Linked DNA regions of Homo sapiens: regions 2, 3, 4 and 5 are each linked to region 1. The links are chromatin contacts, found by Hi-C or POLR2A ChIA-PET in ENCODE. All regions are on one chromosome and are shown on one strand. Each heading gives the region's core, a stretch centred on a gene start or an enhancer-like site at or near the end of the contact. The rest is flanking DNA. Distances are from core to core; before and after follow the strand shown. Region 1 holds the start of PRDM10 (PR/SET domain 10). Region 2 overlaps LOC107984374 (a long non-coding RNA gene). Region 3 overlaps LOC124902789 (a long non-coding RNA gene). Region 4 overlaps ETS1 (ETS proto-oncogene 1, transcription factor). Region 5 holds the start of FLI1 (Fli-1 proto-oncogene, ETS transcription factor).

Region 1 (4,081 bases), core at 824-3,323:
TCACTTTAAAATGGTTCATTCTGTGTCAACTTCACCTCAATTTATTGTAAAAGTAAACCTAAAGGCCGAGCGCGGGGGCCCATGCCTGCAATCCCAGCACTTAGGGATGCTGCGGCGGTAGGATTGCTTGAGCTCAGCAGTTCGTAACCATCCTGGGCAAAATGATGAAACCCCGTTTCTACAAAAAGTAGAAAAATTAGCCAGGCGTGGTGGTGCACGCCTGTAGTCCCAGCTACTAGGGAGGCTGAAGCAGGAGGATCCCTTGAGCCCGGGAGGTCGAGTCGGCAGTGAGCCAAGATCGCGCCACTGCACTCTAGCCTGGGCAACCAGAGACCCTGTCTCCTAAATAAACCTAGCAAAGTTCCTTTCTAAATACCCCATATTGAATAAACACTGTTTAAACGCTGCTTTGCCCCCAACCAATCCTAATTTTAAAAAAAAATCTTGTTTTCTCTATTCTAGAACAACAAATAAGTACTGCTCATCAAAGTGGAAGCTATTGTGATGCTGGAATGGTAGGAAGATACAAAAAAAATACAATGTAATAATACACCTTCTTGCCTTACAGCGATGGAGGAGTGATAGAAACAAAGAGAACAGGTCAGAAAAAGAGGCCACAAAACAGTCATGAGTGATTCTGCTGTTTTTAATAAAGGTTAAGTACTGCTAAGTTTAGAGAATTTGGGGTGACGAGACAGGCAAGGTTTCAACAGGCAAAGCAGCAGAATTAGGGCACAGGGCAGAGCTGGGTGGGTCTCATCACACATCTAATCCTCGATGACAGCACAAAGCCACCTCTCCTTGTGCTTAAGTGTACACGCACATTGATTGAAAATGCACTAAAATCCAACTCATCCACCAAGCAAGGCTAAAGGCGCGCACACAAATTCAACAGCGCTGCGTTCGCGTGGCTGGAGGGCAGACGGGGAATATTCCATTTTACTTAGTAGAGTATCAACACCTAGCTGCAGGGTTAAACCTGCTTAACAAAAGCTGGCGAGGGGCTGGAGAGGTGCACACCATCAGCCCTCTCCCGAGCGCCGACCGGCCTCGCCCTGCCTCTGCGCTGCACCCTGGGTGCAGGCGGACTGGGGCAGGGCCGCGACCCCGGCCTCGGCCTCCGCCTCCGCCCGGCCAGCCCCGACGCGGTGCCACGGGACAGACCCGCAGGGGCCACCCCACACCCCTGCGGGCCGGCCCCCCGCCCCGGTCCCGGACGCTAGCTTGGGAAGGCAGGCCGGGGGCCCAGCCATCGATGGCAAGTGGGCGGCGCGGCCTCCGCAGACAAAGCTGGGCGCCCCATCGAACAGGACCCTCCGCCCCACGCGCCCGCAACCGGCCAGCCCCGGAGCCCTGCCCGCACTGCCACCCCCAGCCCGGCGCCCGGCCCCCAGCCCCCGGTGCTCGGCTCCCGGCCGGCGGAGACCTGCCCGCCGCGCCCGGAGCGCCCGCGCAACCGCCGCCGCCGGAGCGCGCAGGCCGCCCAACCGCCGTCCCGGCCCAACCAACGCGGGCAGGGGAGGAGAGGTGCGCGCGGCCGGCGGAGCGTGCGAGCCACTCGGGGGTCGCAGGGGGAGGCTGCGCGCGGCGAAGGCAGGGGCGACGAGACGCCGAGGCCGGCGCTGAACGCGGCGCCAGGAGGGCCTGCTGGAGGGGGCCTTGCCCTCTTCCCCTTGGAAGGTGCAGATGGTTTGACCCCCCACCCCGAGTGAGGTGCCTCGTCCCAGCCCCGGCTGGACTGTACCATCGGGCGGTGCCGCCGGGATTTCTCCCCCCCACCACCACCATCAATTCCCCCCCCACCCGGGTCCGCGGTCGGTTGGCCCCGGCCGGGCTCTGAGACGCGGAAAGAGCTGGGCGCCATTTTGGGTGGGACTAAGCAAAGACGAAACACCCTCCCAGTCTATGGGGTAGTCTGGACCCTGGCTTATCTGGTTCCCTTAATCCTTTAGGTACTTACACGACGTTGGGTGAGGGGAGCTGGAAGATCAGCGGGTCCCCGATCCTCTCTCCCTAGGGGTGATAGAAATCAACCCCCCCCGCCACCTCCAGGTGGTTCTTCCCGCCGCAGAGTGGGAGCAGCATAAAAGGCGGGGTCTTATTAGCATAATCTGCCTGGCAACCTGATCTCGACGTTATATGATTGGTTAAACTCTGTAAGCCCCATGCCGTGCCTAGAGACGAGAAACGCTGGGGCGAACTGACAGGCCCAGATTTAGGAGTCATGACGAAGATCCTGAGACGCTTATTCAGTCTGCAGAGAAGCCAAAAGGAGATTCACATAATGGCCCAATGACTGAAGGCCTCTTTATTTCGTGCTCTGCTGTTCGTGTAAAACCCAATCGCAGAGCGGGTCTCAGGCGGCGCTCGCCTGCGTTTCTACTCTCAGCCAATCAGAAAACCCGACTCTTCGCATTGGGGTCAAGCCCCCGCTGCGGCCCGCGTGCTAACGGGGAGGAAGCTTCCAGCTGTGCCTGGGTGTCTCGGGCGCCGAGGGCAGCCTGCGCCCGTGCTAAGCCCGCCTCCCGCGCGCCCGAGGGCCCGGTGTCCCGGAAGACGCGCGGGGGTGAGGCGGCCCTCGCGTCCGCCCGCCCCGCCACAGATTGCCTCCGAAGTGGCCTGGCCGTGGAGCGCCGGCGAAAACCGAACTCCCGCCCGGCTCCCGGAGTCGGGAGCCTGCCGGGGTCTCGCCCTCAGGACCCCCAGGGAGCGGCCGGGCGCCGCCTATCACCCTGACCCACCGCACCTTGAGAGCGCTTTCACTGCGCCTCTTTTTTCTCCTCTACCAATCTGGAAAGGAAGTGAGTGTCATTTCAGACATTGAGAAACATTATTCAACACTGGTTACCCAGTGACTCAGCTCACTCCTTAACCGCAGGCTTCCACATCCTGCTGTCCCTTAAAATTGCCTTCACAAAGGGCAGCCAAGAGCCCAGCTTTGGAGAGATACCCAGCTCCAACTACCCACTGGCAGGCAATACGCAGGGCAGCTAGATGGCAGAGAGACCTTGGACCTTCGGACCTTCGGGGAGCGGTTTTCCCTTCGGTGATATCTACCTTGCTATGTTCGTGATATCTACCTTGCTACGTTATTTTGAAGATTAAGTGAGCTCTTACTTTACCGAGTAAAGTGCTTTGCTTAGCACACTGTCTGGAACTTAAATGAGAAGTACTGACAATATAACTTACAAAAATCCTAAACTATTGCCTGAGAAAAAGAGGGAGACAGGACAGCTAAGCAAAAGACGAGAATAGAAAACACCCACAGCGTGAAAAACTGTAAAATTAACTCAATAGTATTCTCTTTACTGTTTTTTGTTTTGTTTTGTTGTTTTGTTTTTTGATACGGAGTCTCGCTCTGTTGCCCAGGCTGGAGTGCAGTGGTGAGATCTGGGCTCATTGCAACCTCTGCCTCCCGGGTTCAAGCGATTCTCCTGCCTCAGCCTCTCTAGTAGCTGAGATTACAGGCATGCACCACCACGCCCGGCTAATTTTTGTATTTTCAGTAGAGATGGGGTTTCCCCATGTTGGCCAGGCTGGTCTCAAACTCTAACGTCAAGTGATTCTCCCGCCTTGGCCTTCCAAATTGCTGGGATTACAGATGTGAGCCACTGCGTCTAGTCTACCATTTTGTTTCTTTAAATAGCTGGAAACAACGTGGAAAGAAAAGAGAGCTTTTTTTTTTTTTTAAACTTCGTGACAGGGTGCGGTGGCTCACGCCTGTAATCCCAGAATTTTGGGAGGCCGAGGCGGGTGGATCGCTTGAGCACAGGCGTTCGAGACCAGCCTGGGCAACATAGTGAGACTCTGTACAAAAAACAAAAAGATTAGCCAGGCATGGCAGTACACATCTGTGGTTCCAGTTACCGGCAGGCTGTGCAGGAGGGTTACTTGAGCCCAGGAAGTCAAGGCTGCAGTGAGCTGTGATCGTGCCACTGCACTACAACCTGGGTGATAGAGCAAGTCTCTGTCTTTAAAAAAACAAAACAACAACAAGAAGAAACTTCAGACAGTTAACTGCTTTGTAAACAACTTCACATCTAGGCCGTGTCTTGTTCTTCCTTAAACCACTGTACAGGTG
Region 2 (4,081 bases), core at 595-3,094, 2.0 Mb before region 1:
TGATTGGTTTTCTGTGAACTTCAAGGAAAATGGAAAATAGGCCCAAAGGAAAAAATCAAAGGTTGCTCATCCACAAAGATCTGATTGATCAAACAATTATTTTCTGTCTAAGACAATGCATAACTCTTTTGTGCCATAGAGGCTTCTGAAATACAGGAAGGTGTTGTAAACCAGGAGACCTCCATGAGCGAAGCTTCAGTGAAAAAATACCAGAGGGATTGATGAGTAACACTTCATGTAGAGCCATCTCTATGGGTTTGAAGCTTTCCTATTAGAATTTACCTGTCAGATTCTGAAGAAGAGGGAAGTAAAGAAGCTAAAGAGATAAATGGTGTGCAGGCTGAACACAATCTGGTCTTCCGGAGATGACACCACATTCACAATAATAAAACAAAGGCACTAGGAACACCAATAAGGAAAAATCACCCAGAAGTGAAAGTGTGAATCAGTAACATAAAATGTAAGCCATAAAGATGAAGCTCCAACCGTCCTGAAGACGTGGGCATTGAACATAGGCCAACAAAGATCTTTAGCTCGTGCTTTGGAGAGAAAGAAGTTAAAAATGAAATTATGAAAATAAATAAAATAACAAAAACTAACAACAACAATAAAATAGCAGGTGACTTTATAAAGTACCTACTACTTTTCTAACTACTTTGCATATATCCACTAGTAATGGGATTATAATGACCCTTTAATGTAGGTGCCATTATTATGAGAAAACTGAGGCATAGAGAAGTTAAGTAATGACTTGCGCAAGGTCACACTACTATAACAGCAAAACCTGGATATAAACTCAGACGTTTTGCCTTCAAAGTCTATATATTCCTGACCACTGTGATATACTACCATTGCAAATTAAAACTTGGGGCTTTAAAAATGATCAAGAATCATATTCAGGCATATGTTAAAAGAAAAACTTCAGGCAAATTAAATTTAAAAGAATTTACATGAGCAAAAAATGATTCAGGCGTCAGGCAACTCTAAGAATCAGAAGAGGTTCAGAGAGCTTTTTTTTTTTTTAGGAGAGTGAGCAGCGAGCTTTTATTGGCAGACACAGAAGTAAAGTAGAAGAATCATTTTATTGGCCACAGCTAAGATGTCTGCCTTATTTGAGTACGGTATGATGAGTTGACTGCCTGTGACTGGCTGAAACACTTCTGTTTATTATACTCCTAAGTTAGGTTTAAGTGCTAAGTTAGGTTGTACTTTGCTACGTAGGAACTCAAAGTATGGAGACAGACTCAGGCTAGTGGCCTCCAGCTTATTTAATTTAACCTATAGAACTTCAGAGTTTATGAAGCATTTATATTCACGATCCCATTATTCCTTTTATCACCATGAGAGAGGCAGTGCAGAAAGCAGGGTTTCCCTTCCACAGAAGAGATGACTGGTGCCCAGGGAGGACTCAGTGTCTGATCCATGTCCCAGTGAGTGACAGGTCTTTTTGGCCTAAATCTTTGTCTTTTTTTTCCCCAAATCCTATGACCTTTCAACAACATAGAGTTGACTCAACTAGAAAGCAAGTAAGATTGACCAGCTGGTTTCTGATGTCAGGTTCCTTGATAAATACAAATATTTTCCACCAACAAGTGAGACTAATGCTATGTCTCAGTAAAATAGTAAAAGGAACTCACAAAATAGTTTCTGCAGATTCATGCACACAGGGTGTGTGTGTGTGTGTGTGTGTGTGTGTGTGTGTGTGTGTAGTTTTGGTAGTAACAAGGGCAAAAGAAAATAAAAGTAAAAAACACTACTTGCTTCCCCTCAAACATGTGAGGAATAGCAGGCCTCATATATGTATTCTGAATGTCTGAATGCACTATAATAAAAGACTTTTGATCCAGTGAACAAAGAGATCGGTTTTGTTTTGGCTTTTTTTTTTCTTTTCCTGTGAGGGTGCTGTGGGGCAGGTGATGGTGAACAGGAACATGAATCAGAAAAGAAGCAAGAGTCCAAAAGGCAGTGATGGGGTCTCACAAGTTGAAAGTGGGAAGAAGAAAAAAACAAATTATTGTATTTCTTTATTCATTTCTCAACAGACTTTTTTAGTTGTTTCTTCATCTTAGCTGTTTTGAATGATGCTGCCGTGAGCATGGAGGGCAGCTGTCTCTTCAAAACTCTTCTTTCATTTCCTTGGGGGGAAACATAAAAGAAGAGAATCACGTTCTTGGAAATCAGACGGATGAGTGTGCAAAAGAGAACAGGAAAGAACCAAAATAAGGATGAAATACTTTGGAGAAGAGAAGAATGAAATCCATGAGAAACAAAAGCAAAAGTGACAAACAGGGAAGAGTGCTGAGTTCATAGGAAATTTATGTTTTCTTTCTGGAAATTTTAAGTGGCTTGCATGATTGTGAGGTAAGAGTTCTCAATAAGTTAAATACATTTTAAAATAAAAATTTAAAAGGCTATCAAATGTGATGATTTATGTGAAAATATTCTCCAAAATTATAAAATGCTGTTGAGGAGCTAGATATTATTGTTGCTATTACCATTGATGACATTTTCTGTGGTGTCATTCCTGGCAGGCCACCAAGTGATTTTACTCAGCTCCATCATATTTGGGGGCTATGGTTCCATGTTAGATAAAATCACCTGTCCTTCCACTCCTCTGAATACAGTCGAATGGATATTATCTACTGATGTCAACTACAATCTTATAATAAAAGAAATAGTGAGCTATTTTCCACTTTTATTTAATATGGAATATGAGAAAATGATCATAAATTACAGCAAGAGTGATTTAGGTTCAGAATGGCAAAAAGAATATTTTCTTGCTGTTTATGCATGGAAACCGATTACTCGGGAAATAGAACTATCTCTTTCCCAGCGATAACAAGAAATTGTTTCCTGCTTATTTTCAGTTGTTTAGAAGAGGGCACTTGGAGGTGGACTGGGCTGCTGAAGGGGGTCATTTTGAGAGACCTGTTGAAATCCTCAAGCTGTATTATATAAATACAAGATGTGCTATTGAGATGTGCTATTAAGCTAGACACCTACCAGTGCTTCAATCCTATGCATCCTCAAGTAGCCTTCAACAGTTAATACAAGTTTTAAAATACCTTTAGTTCTGAAAATTGTTGAAAACGTTGAGAGTGAAAACATTGAAAAATCTCAAGTATTTCAGGTAATAAAGAAATCATTACTGGATTTTTCTGTTTTCAATTGCTATTTCATTTATTTTCCTCACTCAAAACATTCTTTGCCCAGGCTGATGCAACTTAGTTTGCTTTATTCACCCAAAATATAGGACTTGATGTTTCCTTCCTTATACAACTTCCTACTCAAATCCCCTATCTTCCTTAAAGGCCGTGAAGGTGTTCTCTGCTTCCTTATCCTTTCAACCAGTCCCAGAAAGTTGTTTCCCTTTTCGTTAAGAGGCATAAAAATGTCAGTGCCACTGAATATACAATATCTTTATTCTCATCATCTAGGAGACAGGATGTGGTTAGGGTGTTAAATGTCAGGCATGTCAGATTTCACTTCCTGCTTCATAATCAATCCAATATGGGTCTACCAGGTCCCTGTTATATCCAAGCTTTTCCAAGATCTTGCTTCTAATCTGACCTGGACTGCTCTTACTTCAATTACCCAGGGACAAAGTTAACAATACCTGGCAATAACCCTCCCCTTCATCTACCTCCTGGCCCTTCTTCCATCTCCAGGGTTATAAAAATGAAGGAAATGTGTTACGACTGATTCACATGGCTTGGGAGTTGCTTGCTGGATGATTTCATAGTCTGGCTATTAGCTGTGAAGAAATATAATACCATCTTTACATATCTGGTTTTAGTTGGGAGGGAAAGGCTCAAATTAAAGCCTCAAGAGAGGCAGAGGGAATGGAGTGAAAGAGCATTAGAATTCTGGGGACTCAGTCTGATGATTTAGTAGGATGATTAGATGGAGTATTTATCCTGCTAATGTTGGTGTTTGATGCTCCAGTTTTTTTACTTGTGGTTTGTGTGCCAGGGTGGGAAGTGACTCTGGGGAATACCATGCTGGCTTAGGTGGAAGGAAATACTGGGGAGAGAATGCACAGCTTTTTGGCTGGTTGATTTCCCCTGGTGGAGGGGTTAAT
Region 3 (4,081 bases), core at 761-3,260, 1.6 Mb before region 1:
GACTGTACCACTGGCCCGAGTGGGGATTTCCAGGAATGGTTTTAGTTCAAAAGCAGATGATGTCATCAACACAGACTGCTACCCCATATATAGCAGCACAAGAATTAATTACAGGGCAGGATGAATGGATAAAGAAGATTTAGTTACGGTGATTTGGCATATTATTTACTTTTCAATATTCAATACTCTGATAAAAATATGGAAAGACCTTTCTTTTCCCTTTAAAATGTATCTCAAACTTTCAATTTAACCAACTCTGGTTTTGCAAACTAAAATTAAACATTTGTGAATGGTAGCTGATTCTCAATGACCACTCAGAATTTAGAAATGATTTTGATGCTTCATAGGCCATATGGTCTCTGTTGCATCTAGTCAATTCTTATGAATATATCTAAATTTTCAACATACTGGAGAGTATATCTAAATACTAAAGTAGCCATAAATTATATGCAAACGAATGAGCATGATTATGTTTCAATAATACTTTATTTATGAAAACAGGTGATGGGCCTGATTTGACCCAGTGGGCCACAGTTTGTCAACATGTGATCTAAAGCATCCTAAAATTTTTCTATTTGCTACCCTGGGACCTTGATTATTTCAGGGCCAACCTAATTTCCAAGTCCAAGGTATATGAAGCATAAGCTTTCTTTGGAGGACTTTTTAATGGGCCTTTGGATTGGTGAAACCATTTTCTTTTACCTCTGTCTAATTGGATATTTTATCTTCTATGTGGTAGAGGCTAACAGGCACCAGTCATCTTCTACCCAAGTTGGAATTAAGAGAGAAACACCTAAGTTAGACAAGTAGGGATTAAAATGTCAGTTTTATTATAGATAAAATCCATTTCAGAGAATCCAGCTGAGGTTTACAGCTAGTGACTATGCAAGTAATTTATTCTGAATTAAACAGACCTGCTCACCCAATCACAAGCACATCTGGACACAGGCCTCTCCACATGGACCTATGTCGGTAAAAGCTAGAGTGCAAAGCAACAAGGATGTGTTCGCTCTGCAGCAATATCTCAGGAGATGAGGAAGGAAGGTGCTGAATTATGCATCCCCAAGTTTATCTCCCAAATTCTCAATTGGAAAATATTATTCCTTCTTCCCTGGAGAGGTTTGAGTTGGGAGACTAAAAAGCCAGGAGTATTTCTCTGCTACAGACTTATCCATAATGAAATACAAACACAGGGTGGAAAGAAAGGTTTCCCTCCAACACCTAAATAACTTCTTACTCTTTTACTCCCTTGATTAAAATGTTAAATGACCCCTCTTTCCTCAAAAGAAAAAAAAAATCAGTTCTGATATCTTATCCTGGTATTAAACATGCTTCACTCTCTGGCACTAGACTACTACTACCTAGTATGACTCTCCTCTCTGGCCAGGTAAGTCTGTTTATAACCTCTGTAAGATGACACTTAAATTTTGCCTCCTTGCCTTTGCCAAGGCCATTGCTTCCACCTGGAATGCACTCTTTAATTGTTTTACTTGATTCATATCTATCTTTCAGCGCCCAGCTCTAGCCTCTGTGAAGCCTTCCTGGATCACTCTAGTTCTCAAAGCCCTCTCTGCCCTTGAACTACTAAAGTCCTTACTGTCTGTATCTTAGGCATTTGCAGTTGGTGTTGTTAATTTTGCATAATTATATCCTATCTCCAAATTGAGATGTTCAGTTCTTTGAGGATCAGAAACATTTGTTAGGCATCTTTATACCCTCAAAGCAACTAGCACAGTGATTTCACATAATGTAAGGGTTCATATGTTTGCTCATGTGTTATATACCCTTTAAAATAATTTATTAAATAATTATTTAATTACTTATGTTATGTTATAAATATATAACAACAACGACTTCTCACTAATCCAGACTAGCTCCATTAGTAAAAGTTAATGAGGATGTGCTCTATTCAGAATACGTTTCATGTGTTTTTGTGCTGCTGTTGCCTAGAACCATGAAACAGATTTGTAGTTGGTTGTTTCCAGTCCTGAGGAAATGTGGGCTTGCTGAGCTTCTGAACTACATCCTTCTTGTGAGCAGCTTAGATTTCAAGGTTACGTGCTTCCAGAAATAGAAAGGGAGTATTTAGATTCTTTCCTTCCCTGTCAAGAAACTCTGTTGAATCATCTTTTGGCAATAATGCCAAAGTAATTTGTAAGCGTTAGAACATTTGTGCAGACAGCATAAGTTCCTTCAAATAATGCAGTTGCATAAAGCAGTAATGTTAATTAGTCAAAGCAACTTTTTTAAAATCAGTAGTTCTATGCACATGTGACACCACCTTGGTAAAAAGAGCTTTAGAAATTTGAAGAAAATTTTGAGTTGTCCCAATATCGAGAGGGGATGCCACTGTCACTTATTGTGAAATAGCTAGGGATGCTAGATGTCCTGCAACGTGTAAGGCATTCTCATGCAGTGAAAAATTGCCCCACATTCTAACTGGTCTTCAAATGTCCCTCCATACATTTATGTGGATGAAAACTATTTAAACTTATCTGAGCCTAACACTTAATGCCATTTACATATAAACACCTAGGATCTAGTTTTTGTACAGTTTAAATACATGATTTTGTACAGTTTGAATTTTTGCAACTGTTATGTAAATCAAAGAAAGATTACGTTTTGTCTCATATGGAAATTTAACAAGCTTCATTTATCATTGTGAAAAATCATGTTACCAGTGGAAGTACCACTTTTGGTATTTGAATACCCATTGCAATACACCCATCAGATGTGGGACTATCATCTCAAATATTTCCTCCGTAACGGATTTTCCAGAAAAACCTTTTCTCCAGATGTGTTCAAACCCTAGTCTATCCTGCTTCCATAAACACTAAATACAACCTCAATTACACTTATCAACTTGGTTTATAATTTTTGTTTATATATTCATGTCTCAGCTTTTAAACTGAGAACAACTTAAGAGCAAGGACTATGCCCTATTTATTCTTATATCTTTAGAATCTTAGACAGTACCCAATATATAGAAGGTATTTTATAAGTGTTTAGTGAATCCATTCATTCATTCTTGCTTTCATTTTATAAAAAATATTTATTTTGCACTTACTATGTACAAAACACAGTGCTAGATGATAAAAATATTGCAGTGAGCAAATCAGATATGGATATTAATCTTATGGAGCTTAAACTTTAATCAGGAAGAAAAAAAGCATCAGTTACCAATTTTTAGCTTCTATAGAATTATCCTAAATGCCACAATTAATAAGTACAAGATGTCCTTTTCGGGTATGAATGAAGAAATGAGGCCTAGGCTGGAAGAGAAATAGAAAGCGATATTTAAGTGTATCAGGTATCTATTGCTTCATAGTAAGTAGACCTCAAAGTGGCTTAAAATAACAACGATTTAATTATCATTTACAAGTCTGTGGATCAATTAAGAGGTTCTGCTGATCCAACCCCAGCTCTAATCTCAGCTGTGCTTCCTTATGAGTTTATGGTCAGCTGGGAGTTGGCTGGTCTGGGACAGCCTCAGTCAGGATCCTCCAGCAGACTAGCCTGGGCTTTCTGGGTAATGGTGGGGTTCAAAGAGAGTAAGCCCAGGCCTGCAAAGCCTTCTGAGACTCAGAATTGGCACAGTCACCACTCTGCAGCATTTCATTGACCAAGGCAAGTCACAAGGCCAGCCCAGATTCACAGGGTAGGAAAAGAGACTTCACCCCTCGGCCATGGAAGGAGCTGCAAAGTCACATTTTAAAGAGGGTAAGAGTGTAGACACAGGAAGGGGTGGCCATTGTTGTAATCAGCAGCACCAAGTTAAGGCGTAAAGAAGGGATAGGAGTCAACCAAACAGTTAGCTGAAGAGAACTGTGGTCAGCATGTCAAGGCCCTGAGGCAAGAAATAGCATGCAGTCGTCCAGAAGGCTAAGAAAGCCAGAGCGGCAGCATGCTGAGAGTGAGGGGTGAGTTGTACAAAATGAGGCTGGTAAGAAGGAAAGGGTCAGATGTTGCAGAGCCATGTAGTGTGGGCCTTGTTGCGATTTTCATCCTTTATCTGAAGAAATGTTTTAAGCAGGAGAGGGAGATGATTAGTTATTTAAATTTTCTCCAGTGATACCAATGT
Region 4 (4,081 bases), core at 850-3,349, 1.5 Mb before region 1:
GTTGCTCACATCTGTCGGAGTAGCGTTTGGGTCCTCAAGAGTTCTAAAGCCAGAAATCTAGAAGCTGAGGATCACACATGTTATGATATGATTTCTGGCTGATGTCGTAGGCCCAATGAATAAATGAAGAAATCAGAGCAATGTCAGGCTGAATTCCCCACTCCAGCTCAAGCCAATGAGATGACTTCAAAAGGCCCAGTTTGGAAAACATTTTGGTCATAAGAAAAAAGAATCCCATTAGACTAAGAGCAGATTAGCCTGTTTTGACCTTGGAACTAAGTGCTATTTTTTAGCATTTTTCCCAAATACTATTTTAATATGAAATACATGTACTGACCCTATGCCTTTTCAAATAGAGTAAGATGGTGTAAGATGCTTTTCCCAAGAGATTTTTTAAAATCACACACACTATCACTCTTCTAAACAGAAAACCATATTCTTTATCCTCTCCAAGTAAAATTATGTACTTGAAATTTAAACTTCATTGGAAAAGTGTAGGCAATATTTAAAAGGTTTATTAAAGAGTTAAGGTCCACAGCAGTGTCAGAAATCCTTTACTGTGTGAGTTGCTTAAGGCATTCTTAACTGACCACAAGATCATGCAAGTTCATTAATTTCCCAAACCAGGTTATAAACAGCTGCTATGATTGCACAATAGCTCCTGGAGAAATTTCCATTGGCAAAAATGCCACTAAAAAGGAGGCTAGCAAAAAAAAAAAAAAAATAGTTTTGGAGGAAAACAAATGAATCTAAGAGCGAAAAAGGCTCGCAGGAATGGTTTTTATATGCAACTTTCAGATACTTTTCAAGTAACCTAAGTTAAATCATAGGAGACTAGATGGTCACCTCAATTCAGCACAGGCCAAAAGGCAAAGGGATGTGACAAATGTTTACGGAGAAATATCCGTAAGTCAACTCTTAATTGTTCAGGGGTGGTTGATCTATAAATTTCAAATCCCAGAATAAGGCTGACTTATACAACTTCATATTAGTGTGCCTCCAGTGTATTTTTCCCTCCATGACAGCGGAGATTGGTTAAAACAATAAACATCAAACATGAACAGATGCCCAAACCTAAATTAAATATATAGGAAAATATGTTGCTCCCAACATTGTTTAAAGATCCGGATAAAATGTATTCGGTTGAGTGTGTACTTTTTGTAAAATCCACTGCTGTGGGTTTTCTCTACATCCTGACCCCCTCTGGAACTGCTTTAAACAGAAAGGTGGTGTCATCCGTTTCATCTCATTCCTTCCTCCACTCATCCATTCAGAGGAGGGTAATCTCTGGAAAGCAAACTGAAGAGCTTCATGGAGTTATCAGCCCTGCCCACCCAGTCCACTAGCAAAAGGGCACCTCTTCATTCTTACTAAAAATGAATATATATTTCTTTATAATTCTTAAAAATTCTTTCCCATTTACCCACCAGAAAAGTCATCTTTTTCACCTTTTTAGAGATCATTTAATTTTCTTTCAAGAAATTCACACTAAATGATTTAAGAAAACAGCCTACAACCAGAATGTCAAAGCCTTGTTTTAGCAGAACAGGAAATTCTGTGGCGTCTCATAAAAAGGTATTTGTTCATACCAGCTACTGATCTTCATGGTCACTTATTTTCTCTTTGAGACAAACATACCAAAAGCCTAAGAAGGAGAATTTATATTTTCATCAACACCGCACCAAGTCGATAGTATTTATGCTAAAGTCTCTCTGAAATGATTCCATTTCTATCAGCCAATTTTATACTTGGAGAAAAAGGACATCAGAATTTTCACAAGCAAGATAGTAGAGTTTCCAAGGAGTCCCACTAAGCAAGGGGACTAAACCAAGCCAGAACCAGTCTCTGGCAACCCCCCAAACATGAGGCAAATGCAACCCTGTTGAGAGTTGTGGTTTACAGCGGTAGGCAGCTTTCATTTTAGCTCGATTTCACAACCCTGGTGCTGGGAACCTTCATTTACGGGTATTTTCTCCAAAAATGGGTAGAATCCAACTGGATTAGATACTCAGTTATGCTGCTGCGCTCATGTAGGGAAACCTGTGTTCTCTAAACTGTCCACTAGCCAGCCTTTCTGAGAAGGGCCTCGGCGAGCTCCTTCCAAAGCTATCTGAGTCCACCAAACAGACCTCAGAGCACTCAAAACAGAAGATGCGGCAGCACCCAGCCACCCACTGAGTAGACTCGTACAAAGACAGTCCTTAGGGCCCAAATAAGTGGGGCATAGAAGCACTCTGTACGCTGTAATGCAGCCCGTGAATACTGTACTATGGTTAGTATAAATAACAATCAGCTAACAGTAATGCTTTCGGTCTAGACCAATCACAGCATCTCAGAATCAATTGGCCCTTTGCATAGGCCCTGTTTGCAGCACTTCTAACATGCAGAAAACAGCCCTGCACAAAATGGTCTTCCCCTCAAGTTTCTGTGGCCTGAACTTGGAGGGAGGGAAGAAGAGTGGAGCCAGAAAGAAATACCTCATGTCTCCTTGTAAGGGTCACTTTTGGTCCACAGTCATTAGTTTGGGGTTGGAGGGGTGGTAGGGACCAAAACCAAGAATGAAGAAAAGGAGAGGGAAAGAGACAATTACACAAATGCAAAGCCAGATGCAATTTCAAAACAATGTGACAGGAGATCGACCCAAAGTTACAACATGGCTGAGCCCAAACCCACAGGCTTGGCCTCACTGTGTAGATGTACAGAAAGTCCCACAAGGAAGAAAGTCGTTTTAATGCTTTGACTCGCCTGATAAAAAAGAAACACATGTACACACACTTGTGTGTATGTATTTAAATAGACATGCACCCAAAAATAAAAAAGAGCCAGAAAGGGGAAGGCCGACTGGTCCCACCCATCCCCTTCGGTCTGAAACACTAACACCCTGGGGCCTTAAGAAGGAAGATTAGGGGTTCTGATTTTGCAGGGACTTTCCCTCTGCAGGGCTTGTTGGTGATCCCTAGGCCTGCTAGGAGGAAGTGTGAGTCTGAATACTCGAAGAAGACGACAATGGGCATGACCCATGATTCTTCAAAGTAAAGGTACCATTGGGCTCTCCTCCAAGAGCCTCACAATAGGCACCGCATATGGTCAGTCATTGAGCAGAAATCACTAATAGGCCAGCCCCAGCCTGACATCTGACCCAAGCCCCGCTTGATCAGCTTTCTCCTGTTCCTCTTCCCATTTATAATTCTTTCCCATTTACCCACCAGAAAAGTCAGGTTTTTCACCTTTTTAGAAATCATCTAGCTCTTGCTAAATAGACAAACCCTTTCTTACAATAGATTGCATTTTTCTCAGAAACAAAACAATCTGGACACTTTACTAGGTAGGCTGTACCTCTGAGTGTTTATGTCCTGTTCCTAAAAATTGGGTGCATTTTACCTTTTTTGCTTTATGTCACCCAGCTCTATTTTTAAACACTTTCTTCCCTGACAGTGAATATTTTATCACTATTATAATAGTCACGTTAACAAAACTACCTTCTTTTGGAAACCCCTGGCCACCTCCGTCCCTGGTCCTCTAGCTAAATACACACTTCACCACACTGCTGATGACTGGTTCCAAATAAACCGTTGGTTAACCATCTTGTATCTTCCCAAACCGAAAAAGTCACAGGAGGCTAAAGATCCCAGGCTGGCCAGCAGAGGTCATTCCAGGTACCCAGCTAGGATCTACAGTCAGACCCAGGAGTCCTCTGGGAGGAGCACCAGGACACATGCTAAGCTTAAGGGTTTTCCAGGGTGGCCACTTGAACCATTTTTACTTGATTATGTCCTCCTCAAGGAAAATAGAGCATACCTTTCAAAATGACCAAATTCAACTAGAGTTATTGAGTAAAACATTTTGCCCAAGTAAGATATTTAATTTCTTAGATTGCCTGATTTTGATTTCACTGTGGACCCCATGGCCTTTGTCATAATAATGGACTTGGCTAAAACACCACGATGGAAAGTTCTTAGTATCTGGACACTCTAAGATGGGAAGGCTGAAACTGAGGAATCTACAGGTCTAATAAATAAGAAAAAAAAAATGGAACCTGAAAAAAACTCACAAAGTCAGGTAATTCTTGTAAACCCAAGAG
Region 5 (4,081 bases), core at 485-2,984, 1.3 Mb before region 1:
AACCAGATGTGGCGGTCCCAGGGGAGCCCCGGAGCAGACCCCTGGATTGAGAAGCAGACAGGAGCGGGGGGAGTCAGCCCGGCCCCCATCCCACCATCCACCCCACCCCCACCCCCAACACGCACACCAAGTCTCAATTGCTGGCAGGCTGCACCCGCCACTCCAGGTCTGGTCACGTTCAGACCCGTGTCTGTATTCGAACCCAAAATTGGAGCCGAATTGATGAGACTAATTTCTAGAGAGGGAGGGGGAGGGAGGGAGACGAGTGAGCTCTCGGGCTCAATTGCTCCTGAAGAAATAAAGAATTAATAAGTCACCTTTTTTCGCCTCTGTGGACACCCTTTTGAAATTTTTTCTTCCAATTGACTTGGATCTCCTCTGGATTTTTTTTCCCTCTTTCCCCCGTCGGACTCTTAAATAAAAGTGAGCAAGTCCAAAGCGTGGTCCGGAGAGCGTGGACAAGGTAACCTGTTTTGGATGTCCGGGAGAAGGGAGTCCGGCCGAAAGGGCCCAGCCCCTCGAGGCTGCTCCAACTGGGGCGCGCGGCGGCCCAGGAGGGAGGCGGGGAGGTCTCCGGGTTGGGCCGGGGAACGCCGGCCTCCAGGCTGGGTAGGGAGGACGGTCCAGAGCGCGGGCCTCCGGGTCTCACCCCGGGAAAAGTCTGGGTCTGCTCTGCGCTGTTGCGTGCTGCGCTCCTGGGACCTGCTGACTGTCCTAGAGGGAACGTCCCGCGGTAGTGTCAGTTCCCTGGGGACCAGGAAGGGCGACTCTTGCCTGGGAGTCAGTGCTTGGGCCGTCGGGTCCGGGTAAGCGCTGGGGGTTTGGCTCGAGAAGATGCGGATAGGTGGCCTAGGGCGCCGCGGATCTCCGCCCTCTGCGGGCACCGGGAGCCCAGGGTCGAGGCGCGCCGCCCCGAGGGGCCCCTTCTCCTAACAATGCGCCCGGAATGGAGTCCGCGCCCTGACAGCGCGGGTCAGCCCGAAACCGCCCAGAATCCGCTTCGATGAGTGGGTGAGCCGCTCTGGGAGTCTGCCGCGTCTCGGCAGCGGAGGGCCTGAGTGGAAAAATTCTTATTGGATGCACTTTTTAATGGTTGGTTTGCCTCGGTTTTCGTCCGAGTCTTCCCCGGCAGTAGGCGCTGGGTTACCCGCAGCCCTAGCCAACTCTCCCTCCATACCCCCCCTACCCCACCCCCAAAAAGTTTGTCTCCGGCTGGAAAAAGCATTAATGAACGTATCTGTGGGAAGAAACGGAAAGTGAATGAGTCAGGAGGGCCACCTTCGGCCAACCGCCTCAGGAAAAGCAAAGAAGCCAAAGGTCTTTGGCTTTGGATTTTGGGGGAAGGTGATGGGGGGAGGTTCAGACTTCGGGAATCAGGGCGCGGACGCTGGGCGTGGACCCCGTCATTGTTCCCGGCTAGCTCTTATCTCCCAGGAGCAAGTATCCTGTGTGCGCAGCGCATGAATGTGTCTGGGCATCTCCGCGTATATTTATATAGTGTGTGATGCGAAAAGCAGGACCAGCAGGGGAGGAAGAGGGGGTGTGGGGGGGGAGGGAAGACGAGGGAGAGCAGAGGGGAGAGAAGAGAGAGGAGAGCTCGAGGCGAGAGAGAGAGAGAGAGAGAGAGAGAGAGAGAGAGAGAGAGAGAGAGAGAGATAGGACTTCCTCCCCGATTCGCAAAGTGAAGTCACTTCCCAAAATTAGCTGAAAAAAAAGTTTCATCCGGTTAACTGTCTCTTTCGCTCCGCTACAACAACAAACGTGCACAGGGGAGTGAGGGCAGGGCGCTCGCAGGGGGCACGCAGGGAGGGCCCAGGGCGCCAGGGAGGCCGCGCCGGGCTAATCCGAAGGGGCTGCGAGGTCAGGCTGTAACCGGGTCAATGTGTGGAATATTGGGGGGCTCGGCTGCAGACTTGGCCAAATGGACGGGACTATTAAGGTAAGCGGCGGGGCAACGGACGCGGGCGGCGGGGACCGGCCGGGGAGGCGAAGCGGCGGGCGGGTAGGTGCGGGGCCCGCGTCCCGGAAGACGTGGCCTCTCTCCCTTCCCTCCGCGCCCCGGCTTCGCGCCGGCTCCTCCGGCGCTCGGGTGGCGAGTCCTACTCGCGGGCCAGCCGGCCAGGCGCCCGCATTGAGGGCGACCCTCCCCCGAAATCCCAGCCCCCAAAGTGGAGCCCCGGCCCCCCTCCCACCTCGCTGCCCGCCGGGGCTGCAGGAGGGGACGGCGGGAAACCGGGGGACCCCAGGGTACGGAACGGAGTCAAGGGCGAGAGACCTCGGGGTCCACCACTCCCACCGACACCCGGGGCTCCCGTGGCCCCAGCGCTAGGCACTGGGCTTCCTCTCCGCAGAGGCGGAACACGGCGGGGGCGGGGGCTGCAGTCGCCCGGGCTCGGGTCCCTGCCTGGTGGGCCCTGGGGTGGGTAAGTGGCCTCGTTGCACGAGGGTAGGGGTGCAAGTGAGTGTGTCGGGGGATCTATCTGAGCGGGCTCCTCCAGATGGAAGCCCCTGTTTACATGTCAGCGCTTTCCCTTCCTCTCGGCACTCAGTCGCCCGGCTCTAGGCGCTGGAGAGCCGCCGGCTCCGCGGGACTCCTGGGCCGGCCTCGCCGCCTCTCCGGCGGGGAACCTTCCCCAGCCCCCGTCCGCACAGATCCCTAGCGCCCCGAGCCCCCGCCCTTCGCGCCTAGGCGTGCGCCGGCTCCAGGACCAGGGCTCCTGGAGCTGTCGCCTCCGAAAGGGTCCTGCGTCCTTCGGAGCCGCCTCCGTTGCAGGGGCCGGCTGTGAGCCCGCGCCCCGCGCCCGCCCGGCCATTCCCACCCCAGCCGCCGCCGCCAAGCCTGGGTCTAGGTTGCAAAGTGCAACCCAGGCGGAAAGGTGAGGGTTTGGGTTCGCGTCTCACTTCAGAAAAGTTGACTGCTGTCTCTGAAAGGGTTCGCCAAGTAGGGCCAGGAGCAGAGAGGAGGGACACCCCCTAACGTGACGGGCCTTAGAGGACCTAGGGGAATGAATGGGACCAGGGGTTAGCTTCGAGGCTGCCGCGCAACACCAAGCGGGAGTCTGTCTGGAAAAACTATTAGGCTGGCGAGGTGGGGACTGGCAGAGCCCGCCATTCCCCAGAACCCGAAAGAATCGACTCCCTGCTCAGGGCTCAGCAAGAGAAGGCTAAGATGTTGGGCTCAGAGAATTCAAGAGATTTTTATCTTCTGGGTGGGGTCGTGGTTTTTATTTTCTAAGTTTTTTTTATGAAAGTTTGAAATATGCTGACTTAGGTAAAAGACACCAACCGAAGGAACTTGCAAATCTGGAGATGAGATAACTGACTGTGATGGGTTAAAGGGAGCTATAAGAGCCTATAAGAGCCTGGGTTCCTCAAACCCAAAGTGAGTAGGTGAGAAGTAGGTGAGAGGGGATTCCTGCAAAGACCCGAGAGTGGGGGTCATTGGGCCATTTTATGCCTGTTTCTCTGCTTCCTGTTGATGTGTTCATGCAAGTGTCTCTGTATTTCTGGGTTTAGTAATGAGATGCTCCCCTCTAGAAAACTCCCTCGCCCCAATCAGGACAGTTACCACTTACTCTGAAGGCCTCTTCTGATCCAGAAGGGTGGTAAGATGGCCTCAGGGTCTTGATGTGGACACCCTAAGGAAAAGTGAAGAAATATCTCCACACTGCTTAAACTCTACGCACAGGCCCTGAGCAAAAGGAGGAAGCTGTGGTCTGTGTACCCAGGATGTGCTAACCTCTTTAGATACACACAGGGATTGGCATGGCAGGCCTCGAGAACAGGCTTAGAGCAGGAACCTGACACTTCAGGCCAAGGATGGGAGTGAAAGTCCTTCCTTTTTTTGTGGGTGGTAGGAGCCATGAGCTCCTCCAAACCCTCCCTGTGAGCAACCTGTCATTCACCTAAGTTACCTGGCTAGGCTGAGTCCCCACAGAGCTACCTTCAGTCTCCAAGCATTCTGCAAGATTGAGCCTTTAGTGTGTGTGTTGGTGTTTAAGTTGTGTGAAAGCCACAGTTTTCTGTTCGCATGTGACCTCTGGATCTTGGGGTTTCCAGATCCTGTTCCCACAATAGTTCA

What was found. A loop is a pair of places that touch in the nucleus more often than their neighbours do. ChIA-PET counts read pairs that join two places held with the same protein, here RNA polymerase II (POLR2A). Pooled maps may share reads with other maps.
Region 2: a pooled map shows a loop between it and region 1 (6-fold over the local background). The contact joins the enhancer-like site here to the promoter of PRDM10 in region 1. A Hi-C loop is called at or near these places in 6 of 50 pooled maps. POLR2A ChIA-PET finds 5 or more read pairs at or near these places in 2 of 52 experiments (A673 and activated T-cell).
Region 3: a loop to region 1 is called in a pooled map, with 2.8 times the contacts of the local background. The contact joins the enhancer-like site here to the promoter of PRDM10 in region 1. A Hi-C loop is called at or near these places in 3 of 50 pooled maps. POLR2A ChIA-PET finds 5 or more read pairs at or near these places in 2 of 52 experiments (B cell and naive thymus-derived CD4-positive, alpha-beta T cell).
Region 4: a pooled map shows a loop between it and region 1 (4-fold over the local background). The contact joins the enhancer-like site here to the promoter of PRDM10 in region 1. A Hi-C loop is called at or near these places in 2 of 37 single-sample maps with no recorded cell type and 7 of 50 pooled maps. POLR2A ChIA-PET finds 5 or more read pairs at or near these places in 1 of 52 experiments (WTC11).
Region 5: a loop to region 1 is called in a map of CD4-positive, alpha-beta memory T cell, with 7 times the contacts of the local background. The contact joins the promoter of FLI1 here to the promoter of PRDM10 in region 1. A Hi-C loop is called at or near these places in 1 of 168 maps with a recorded cell type or tissue (CD4-positive, alpha-beta memory T cell), 3 of 37 single-sample maps with no recorded cell type and 8 of 50 pooled maps. POLR2A ChIA-PET finds 5 or more read pairs at or near these places in 1 of 52 experiments (activated B cell).

Annotation. Positions count from the first base shown.
Region 1 is chr11:130,000,762-130,004,842 of GRCh38, forward strand. It overlaps PRDM10 (PR/SET domain 10), which reads right to left and starts at 2,074. Exons shown (of 21, transcript NM_199437.2): 1 at 1,961-2,074. It overlaps PRDM10-DT (PRDM10 divergent transcript), which reads left to right and starts at 1,863. Exons shown (of 1, transcript NR_024233.1): 1 at 1,863-4,081. RefSeq lists silencers at 1,108-1,287, 1,318-1,367, 1,378-1,697, 2,408-2,797 and an enhancer at 2,208-2,297.
Region 2 is chr11:128,049,572-128,053,652 of GRCh38, forward strand. It overlaps LOC107984374 (a long non-coding RNA gene), which reads right to left. Exons shown (of 2, transcript XR_001748082.2): 2 at 2,012-2,135. Among named protein-coding and RNA genes, the nearest start is that of LINC02725, 44 kb to the right of the region's middle. Within about 2 kb of position 1,845, at least 2 of the 41 ENCODE cell types and tissues checked have a DNase peak (open chromatin) inside an H3K27ac peak, as active enhancers do.
Region 3 is chr11:128,415,744-128,419,824 of GRCh38, forward strand. The region is part of intron 1 of LOC124902789 (a long non-coding RNA gene); the gene reads left to right. Among named protein-coding and RNA genes, the nearest start is that of MIR6090, 100 kb to the right of the region's middle. Within about 2 kb of position 2,011, at least 2 of the 41 ENCODE cell types and tissues checked have a DNase peak (open chromatin) inside an H3K27ac peak, as active enhancers do.
Region 4 is chr11:128,480,717-128,484,797 of GRCh38, forward strand. The region is part of intron 7 of ETS1 (ETS proto-oncogene 1, transcription factor); the gene reads right to left. Among named protein-coding and RNA genes, the nearest start is that of MIR6090, 40 kb to the right of the region's middle. RefSeq lists enhancers at 2,082-2,161, 2,342-2,391, 2,762-2,831. Within about 2 kb of position 2,100, at least 13 of the 41 ENCODE cell types and tissues checked have a DNase peak (open chromatin) inside an H3K27ac peak, as active enhancers do.
Region 5 is chr11:128,692,338-128,696,418 of GRCh38, forward strand. It overlaps FLI1 (Fli-1 proto-oncogene, ETS transcription factor), which reads left to right and starts at 1,735. Exons shown (of 9, transcript NM_002017.5): 1 at 1,735-1,939. The coding sequence starts at 1,922. SENCR (smooth muscle and endothelial cell enriched migration/differentiation-associated lncRNA) reads right to left here and starts at 3,686. Exons shown (of 3, transcript NR_038908.1): 1 at 3,576-3,686; 2 at 318-1,054. RefSeq lists silencers at 794-843, 864-1,003, 1,687-2,056, 2,277-2,326, 2,367-2,586 and 1 more and a cis regulatory region at 1,223-1,955.